Linked DNA regions of Homo sapiens: region 2 is linked to region 1. The links are chromatin contacts, found by Hi-C in ENCODE. All regions are on one chromosome and are shown on one strand. The core of a region is the stretch at or near the end of the contact, and the rest is flanking DNA. Distances in the headings are between cores, read along the strand shown.

What was found. Hi-C counts contacts between places; a loop is a spot of excess contacts on that map. Pooled maps may share reads with other maps.
Region 2: a loop to region 1 is called in a map of endothelial cell of hepatic sinusoid, with 2.8 times the contacts of the local background. The contact joins the enhancer-like site here to the promoter of ROPN1 in region 1. A Hi-C loop is called at or near these places in 1 of 168 maps with a recorded cell type or tissue (endothelial cell of hepatic sinusoid) and 1 of 50 pooled maps.

What each region holds. Positions count from the first base shown.
Region 1 is chr3:123,989,880-123,993,893 of GRCh38, reverse strand. ROPN1 (rhophilin associated tail protein 1) reads left to right here and starts at 1,770. Exons shown (of 6, transcript NM_001317774.2): 1 at 1,770-1,972. RefSeq lists an enhancer at 1,482-1,998.
Region 2 is chr3:124,055,414-124,059,427 of GRCh38, reverse strand. All of the region lies in intron 1 of KALRN (kalirin RhoGEF kinase), which reads right to left. Among named protein-coding and RNA genes, the nearest start is that of KALRN, 24 kb to the right of the region's middle. Within about 2 kb of position 1,772, at least 5 of the 41 ENCODE cell types and tissues checked have a DNase peak (open chromatin) inside an H3K27ac peak, as active enhancers do.

The DNA.
Region 1 (4,014 bases), core at 521-3,020:
GCCCTCAAGCCTCCAGCCTCCCCCTCCCAACCTAAGGCACACCCTGTTTGTCAAGTGCCTATACCAACACCTGGCAGCCCCTCCACAGAGGCCTCAGAAAGGCAGGTGATAGCTAGTGACTAGGTTTCTTTCATCCCCAGATCTTGCCCTGTGGGCAGTGGCCATCCCCAGACCATCCAGGATTCTCCAGGTGTGCAAGGACCTACAGGATTTTGACAAATGCCAGCAGAGTGGCCTCTTTACAAATGGATGACAACAGGCTGTGAAAAGCTTTCTGCATGCGTAACCCAAAAATCTAGTTCCCCCACTTGTTCACTGATGCTTAAAATTGCTTTAGGGAGAGACAAAGGCTTTCATCTCACAAACAGAGAAAGCTTTGAAGGGCCTGGGTGAACTAATCTATTTAGACTAATACACACTGTTGTATAAATGGAATGAAGGATTAGATGATGCAATGGGCCCCTTTAAAATAGGTGTGAAGTGACACGGGATGTAGCAGAGAAAGATGGGGCTTTTCTTGCCTCCTTGGGTGCTTAAAACGAACAGTCTTGAGACCAGGTGCGGTAGCTCAAACCTGTAATCCCAATACTTTGGGAGACCAAGGCAGGTGGATCACTTGAGCCCAGGGATTCAAGACCAGCCTGGGCAACATGGCAAAACCCCGTTTATAAAAATATAAAAATTAGCCTGTCATCGTGGCAAGCACCTGCAGTCTCAGCTACTTGGGAGGCTGAGGTGGGAGGATTGCTTAGACCTAGGAGATTGAGGCTGCAGTGAGTCATGATTACCCCATTGCACTCCAGCCTGGGCAACAGAGCAAGACCCTGTCTCAAAACACACACACACACACACACACACACACACACACACACACACACACACACACAGTCTTGAAACCGGAAGACCTGGAGTAAAGTTGGGCCCTGAGCCCTACTGCCAGCTGTTCGATCACAGGCAAAATTACTCGAAGCCTTGAGCCTGTTTTTTATTTCCAAAGCGAAGGTAATACCTACCTTCAGAGTTTACTGTGAAACTTTGATGTCATCATGTTTGTAAAAGTGCCCTGGCACAGTGACCACATTCTACCCTATAAATATTTTCTATCTTTCCCTGTTGTCCCCAGGCATCTCAGGCTCTGTTCCTATCCACTCCATGCCCCTTTCTTAGCATTATAAGGTCAAGAGTGAGGAATCTGGGACCACGCAACCCAGATTCAGATCCTGACTCTGTCACTTGCTGACTGTCATCTTGGACAAGTTTAACCTCTCTGTGCTCAGTTCCCTCATCTGTAAAAATGGGGATAACAATAGTACTTGCCTCATGGGGTGACAGTAAGGATGAAATGAGTTCATGTGTGTAATGCACTTAGAACAATTCCTGGCACCAAAAACTCATTGTAAGAAGTGTTGTTACTATGATTCCTGAGGAATTCTCACCTGTCCACTTTCCACAAGCCGAAAGATCAAGCTCCACTTCTGCCCTCTCACCTACAAAAGCGCACCGTCAATGGCTACACATTCCGCCCCACCCCCAACGCCCCCAGCCCGGGTTTCCTAACGTCCCCAGCCCAGTCCTTAACCCTCCAGGCCGTCTGGTCCTTCCACCACCAGCAAAGCCCAAAACAGCTTTCAGCGTCCCCTAGCAGCGCCCTAGCGGGACCCTGGGAACCCGCCGCTGCAGGAGAGGCGGGGCGGCTCTGTGACGTCGCGCCCGGCGCTACCCCTGGTGACCTGGCAGCGGAGCCCGCGCAGGGTTTGCCAGGCGAAGGCGGAGCGCTAACGTCTAACGCTAACGGCGGTCGTGCCCCGCCGCTGCTGTCACCCCCGGCCGCTGCTGCCCTCCCCGCCGAGGTTCTACTGCTCTCCTTCTTAAGAAGGGTGGGAGGCACTCGGTCTCTCCCCACACCTCTCGCCTGAGGCCAGGCGCCAGGTGTCGCCTGAAGCCAGACAGCCGGTTTGGGAGCGAGCCTGAGGTAGCCACCCCGAGGGGAAGTGGAGGGAGGGCAGGGCTCTGAGCGCCCCGAGGGCTGCGCTGGTCTGAGGGAGGAGCCCTGCCGGACGCCCCCTGGATTCTGAGCCTCTCCTTGTTCACAGGGCAAGGGGAAGGCAAGGGGATCTTCAAGAGAATGTGACTGTGGGGGATTATGGCTTTCTGGCCAATTTGTGTGCGTATTTTGTACCCAGAATACTATTATACGGTTTCTTACCCGGAGGACAGTGGTTGGGAGGCTCAAGAGTTTGGAATCAGAGCCCTCCACCGAGGAGCCACACCTCTGCTTTTTCATCAGCGACAGGGATATAAAAATACCTCTGGGTGAATTGTCATGTGGATGTCATGGGCATACCTAGCACTTCATAGACTCCTATCACACATTATTTTATACCTAGCACTTCATAGACTCCTGTCAGGCATTATTTTATACCTGGCACTTCATAGACTCCTATCACATATTATTTTATACCTAGCACTTCATAGACTCCTATCACGCATTATTTTATACCTAGCACTTCATAGACTCCTATCACGTGTTCATTTTATAGCTAGCACTTCATAGACTGCTATCACGCATTCATTTTTACTAGTACCTATTGAACACTAAGTTCCAGGCACTGGGCTAGGCACTGGGATGGTGTGGTGAGCAAAAACTGACCAGTCCTGCCGTGGAGTTTGCTGGGGGAGACACATGTTACTCAAAGAATCACACTAAGGATAGGTAAGTGATGCTCTGGAAGGGTATGTACAATGGAACTGACAGGGTAATCAGGGAAGGTTAAGCAGACCTCCAAAGGAAGAATCAACCTGTTAAGAGGAGGAGAATGTATTCCAAACAAGAGTAACCACATCCCAAACCCACCATCTCCAATTCCAAACCCAAACAGGGATGTGCAGTTGCCTGTGCTTGGTTCCAAGTGATACTCATAGAAACCCTCTGAGATTCTGCCCTGGAGCCTTTCATTCATGTTACTGGAGACTTTCATTTATGAAACGGAAGCCCTGTTTAGCCCATACCAATAAAACCAAGTGAGAGATCCCTGAAACAAGGCTATAGTCTATTTTAAGACCTACATTCTTCAGCACTTGGCAGGTATATGTTGGCCTCCATTTTACATTGAGAGGCATGTAGGTTTCACTTAGGAGGAAATGCATTGAATTGAAAGAGTTGGGGTTATGGATAAGCTCTGGAATGTATAATTGAAGAAGACCTACACTATCAAGAGATTTAAAAATGGAAAATAACTTTACAAAATGTTAGAATTGAGGAATGTTAAGATAGAATGGACCTTTCTCCCACTTCTTTGATGTGAACAAATGACCCTTATTGCCCAAAGGCAGGAAAGCTGGGCTTTGGTGCCTCTTCAACTCAGAGAGTCTATGATTTCAACTCTGTGATTCAAAAGTGCATGGAACTCCTGAAAGTAAATGGGAACATGGGGGGATAATTTGACCTGACCCTCCTTTAGTGTTTTCTATTTCTACAAGGGTACCACCACTGTGCACCCAGTCATCCAAGCTTGAAAACTGATAGTCACTCTAGACTTTTCTGTCCTTCACCTCTTCCTCCTTCTCCACCTTCTCTTCTTCCTCCTCCTCCACCTCCTCTTTTCTTCCTCCTCCTCCTCCTTCAGTAGTTACCAAATCCTGTAGATCCTATCTCCTAAATACTTGTCTCTTATATCACTCCCTATTGCAACTACTTTTCAAGGCAGTGAAGCTCCTGGGAGTTGTCAAAAGTGCTGCCATATTCTCCTAACCTGGCTCCCTGCCTGAAGCTTCACCATCCTCTCTTCAGCTCATCCACACAGCTGTCAGTCAACGTGTTTCAGAGTCCAACAAAGAGAAATAAATCATATAGTAATTTTTTGAGCATATAATTTAACAAGAGAAGTTCAATATAAAGAATTGTTAATGATGGGATTGGAGTAATGAAGGATTGGCTAATATGTCAGGAGAGATCTAAAATATACAGGAATCACAGATATAAGGGGCAACCACTACCCCTGAGATAGATCACCC
Region 2 (4,014 bases), core at 523-3,022, 66 kb before region 1:
GAGAGTAGATTTTAAGTGTTCTCACCACAAAAAAAAAAGATAAGTATTTGAGGTCCTGAACATGTTAATTAGTATAATTTAGCCATTCCACAATTTCAAAACATCATGTTGTATACCATAAATACATACAATTGTCAAAAAATAAATAAGAAAATACTTTTCATTTATATGCATCATTTTTTTCAAATGGCTACTGGATTGTTAGAACATTAGTACTTATTAAGTTGTTTGGATCTAACTACTTAATCAACAGATCTACTAAGTATTCTGTTTCACGTAAGGGTGCCACAGAAAACTTACTGAGATGTTAAGGTACCGTGAACTGAGAAAGTTAAAGGACCTCCACACTACACAATTCCTTTTTTTTCTTCTATAATGAGAGTCTCAGGAAGGAAGGGACAAGGAAGAGGATTACAAGGAGCACATACCCAGTGGAATTAGAGCTGGTCTCAGACAAGTGTAAACTAACAATCAACAGAGTGATATTTGTCACAATTATGTTTAAAGAAGCTACTTTCAAGATTCAAACTTTAACCTGAATGCTTACAGTATAGAAATAATATAGTTTTTTTAAAAATATATACAAATATATAAAATAAATCTAGACTCTTTCATCTTCAGCCTGGAGGATGAATGGTCCAATTTGGAAAAGGTTAAAAGAGATGTTAAATCTATGAGTGAAGGGTGAAAAGACAGATACTACAGGGAAGCTTACTGATTTAATTGGGCTGGATCAATTCTAGTAAGAAATTCCCAGAAAAATCCAATTGCAGGTCAAGGCTGAAGCCTGCCATGCTGAGCCAAGCCACAGATAAGGCTAGTGCTCTCAGGCACCATAGAGAGATATGTAGATTCAAAACTTTCAAGCTTGAGAAAGAAGAAAAAGGTAATTGGAGGAGAGTTGGGTCAAAAAGCAGGAAGGGCCCCTCTTGGTTACTGAATAAAAGCACAAAGATAAATGGGTATCTTTAGTTCACAACCTGTTCTGCTTGCGGCCAGAAAGACCCTTTGGCCCACCCAACAAAATGAGTGAACTCATCCCAAGGACTCAAGAACACAAAGATAGGGCATCAGCTAAAGACACAGAGAAAGATATATAGGCAGCTCTGTTATCATGAACTGAAGTGGGGAAATTACACATCTAAAGACCATCAAGCTAAAGGATAATATTCTATGGGGAATTTGGATGCTGATATGGTTTGTCTGTGTCCCCACCCAAATCTCATCTTGAATTGTAACTCCCACATTTCCCACCTGTCGTGGGAGGAACTCAGTGGGAGGTGACTGAATTATGGGGGCAGGTCTTTCCTGGGCTGTTCTCATAATAGCGAATGAGTCTCACGAGATCTGATTATTTTTAAAATGGGAGTTTTTATGCACAAGCTCTCTATGCCTGTTGCCATCCATGTAAGAGGTGACTTGCTCCTCCTTGCCTTCTGCCATAATTGTGGAACTGTAAATCCATTATAAACCTCTTTTGCAAATTGCCCAGTCTTGGGTATGTCTTTATCAGCAGCATGAAAAGGAACTAATACAGTTGCCCAGTCTCATTTTCTTAATGTATCCAGGTAGTTTGACCCCTCAAGTTGAAACCCCAGGCTTAGGGAATAAACCTGGATACTTGCAGTCTCACCGATGGAAAGGACAGCGGGTCCTTGAGCAGCAGAAATACAGAGCCTCACAGGATGACTTGTTCCAGAGAGAAGTAGGGAGGCAGCAGCTGATGACATCAACAACTGTGCCTCGGCCAGGTCCTCTCACTGGGCTCCACCACCCAGGCCCAGGCTCCTTCTGCTTGGGAGTTTGGCACGCGCACAAGTGCAGGCAGGGCCAAAGCAAAAAGATTCCTCAATCAATAAGGACTGCTGCAGTTAAACTCACATCTGCTTCCCCTCTCTCTTCCTGCTCCTTCTGCTTCTGCAGATGCCCTGGATGCTGAATGCATCGTATACTGCCTTCCATGATTGAGCTTTCACCATTTTATCTTCTTGGCCTTTATCTACTTCCCTGATCCCTGGCCCCTTGCTGACTCTGGCCAGGCTTCCCCCTCTGGTTCTGACTCTTGATCATTCTATAAACTATGAGAATTTCTTGACCTTTAAAACTTGCTTCTGTTCCCTCAATCCCAGTTCCTCACTCTCTGCCCAGCTTCCAGAATAATGTACTCATACCTGAAGACAGAGTGGCAAAAGTGGGGGCGGTATGGTGGGAGGCACTAAGAAAAAGTACAGGATATGGTCCTGAAGGCTTAATCTCCAGAGGAAGAAGCAGTCTGCAGATCGTCCTCCCCACCAGCTCTTCACAAAGCCAAATGTGGTAAGGGATAAATCAATGGCAGTTAAAACTCCCTCTAAGAGAGAGGAAAAAGATCTGGCAGGGCCAGCCAACATGGATAACTCTGGGGAAAAAGATTTGCCAAATATCCAATTTAAAGAACTTGGAGTTTCTGAGAAAATTCAAACAAAACTTTTCTCCTTTCAAAAAATCCTCTTTATAGACTAAGAGAGGAAACAAATCATGTTGAAGAGTAGTTGTTACACATAGATTATAGCTACCCTAAAATTGTTGACTGAACTTTCCTGGGAAGCCCATAAATATTTGGTGGGTCCTACAAAAAATAAACTAAGGATACTGTAATTGGCTCAGAACTTAGCTTGTAAAGCTCATCCAGAGACTGGCAAGGCTGGAGGTTTGTTGCGGCTGGATTTCTAATAGCTAGGGACAGATACCAGCCAGTGGCAGGTTGTTGTACGTTTTGTGTGTCATGTCTGAGAACAGGGACTCCCAGGCATAAGACAACCATTATAACATGCATTTTCCCAGAGTTGAGATAAGCAAAGGAAGACTTTCTCCTAAATTATCAGAGACCCCATAGACTTTCAAGAGATTAAAGGAACCTCAGTGATCATCCATTTCAGCACTTTCACTTTATAGTGAAGAAACTCAGGCCCAGAGAGGTACAGTGGCCTGCCCAGAATCAGAAAGGAAACCAGTGCATAATAGCTGAGAGCAGCATACAGGAATCCCCTCTCCAGGCTGGGGACATACCCCTTTGCACCACGCTACAGACATAGAACTGCACAAGGCAGCCAGACGACTCGAGGTCTCCACTGACATCCAAAGGACAGACTTCCACTGATCAAATTTTGGGAGATTCCTCTCCTCCCTCAAAAAAAAAATAAACACAAACAAATTTCCTTTCAAAAGCTGAGCAATCCTGTAAAATGCCCCCTCAACTACAGCATACACAAGACCTGCAAGGCAAGGGGCTGGCAAAAAGTTAAACAACCCTGAAAGGGAGGTTAAAGAACACAGGGTTAAAAGTCCTGATGCTTGAAGAGATAAATTGCCTCCTTTGTTCTTAATCTGCACAAAGGCTCTCCAGGAATTCACAAGGCTCTCACCATTCAACCTGACATATAGGAAGGTCACATTAAATCCAACAGCCCAGAAATGGAAAACTCCCGGAGAACAAAGCTTCAGTACTGAGGGTCCTGGAAGGAATGAATAAGGTGGGTACCTGGGTGCAGAATCAATGCACAGGAATGGAAAAGACTTGGCATGGGGAAAAAAATGGCACCCACTAGAGTGATTACAAGAGATGTAAAGCGATTGCCCTCATCCTCTGTACTAAAGAGATTTTGGATGGGATTTTATAGTGCCATCTCTGTAGTCAGATCCCATCAAATCTGGAGTTCTATGGCTCTAGGGCCTCCAGGAAACCTAAAGTAGCATGTGATCGTGATCACACACTCAGCGCATGAGTCTGTCAGAGAGGACCTCCACTGGAGAGCTGCCTTGGTCCTTCTCATAGGAAAACCCAAAATCTAAGGGGGAAATCACAAACAGGCCTATTCAATGCCCAGAATCATGCTAGATAGAGTAATTAAGGTGGTCTGAAAATATGTCTCAGAGAATGACTTCTATGCATAACAAGTTGAATAAATACTTCAAAACAAACTAGATAGAATAGAGTGAATAGCTGTAAGAGCTTAGAAACTAGGCCAGGGTAGA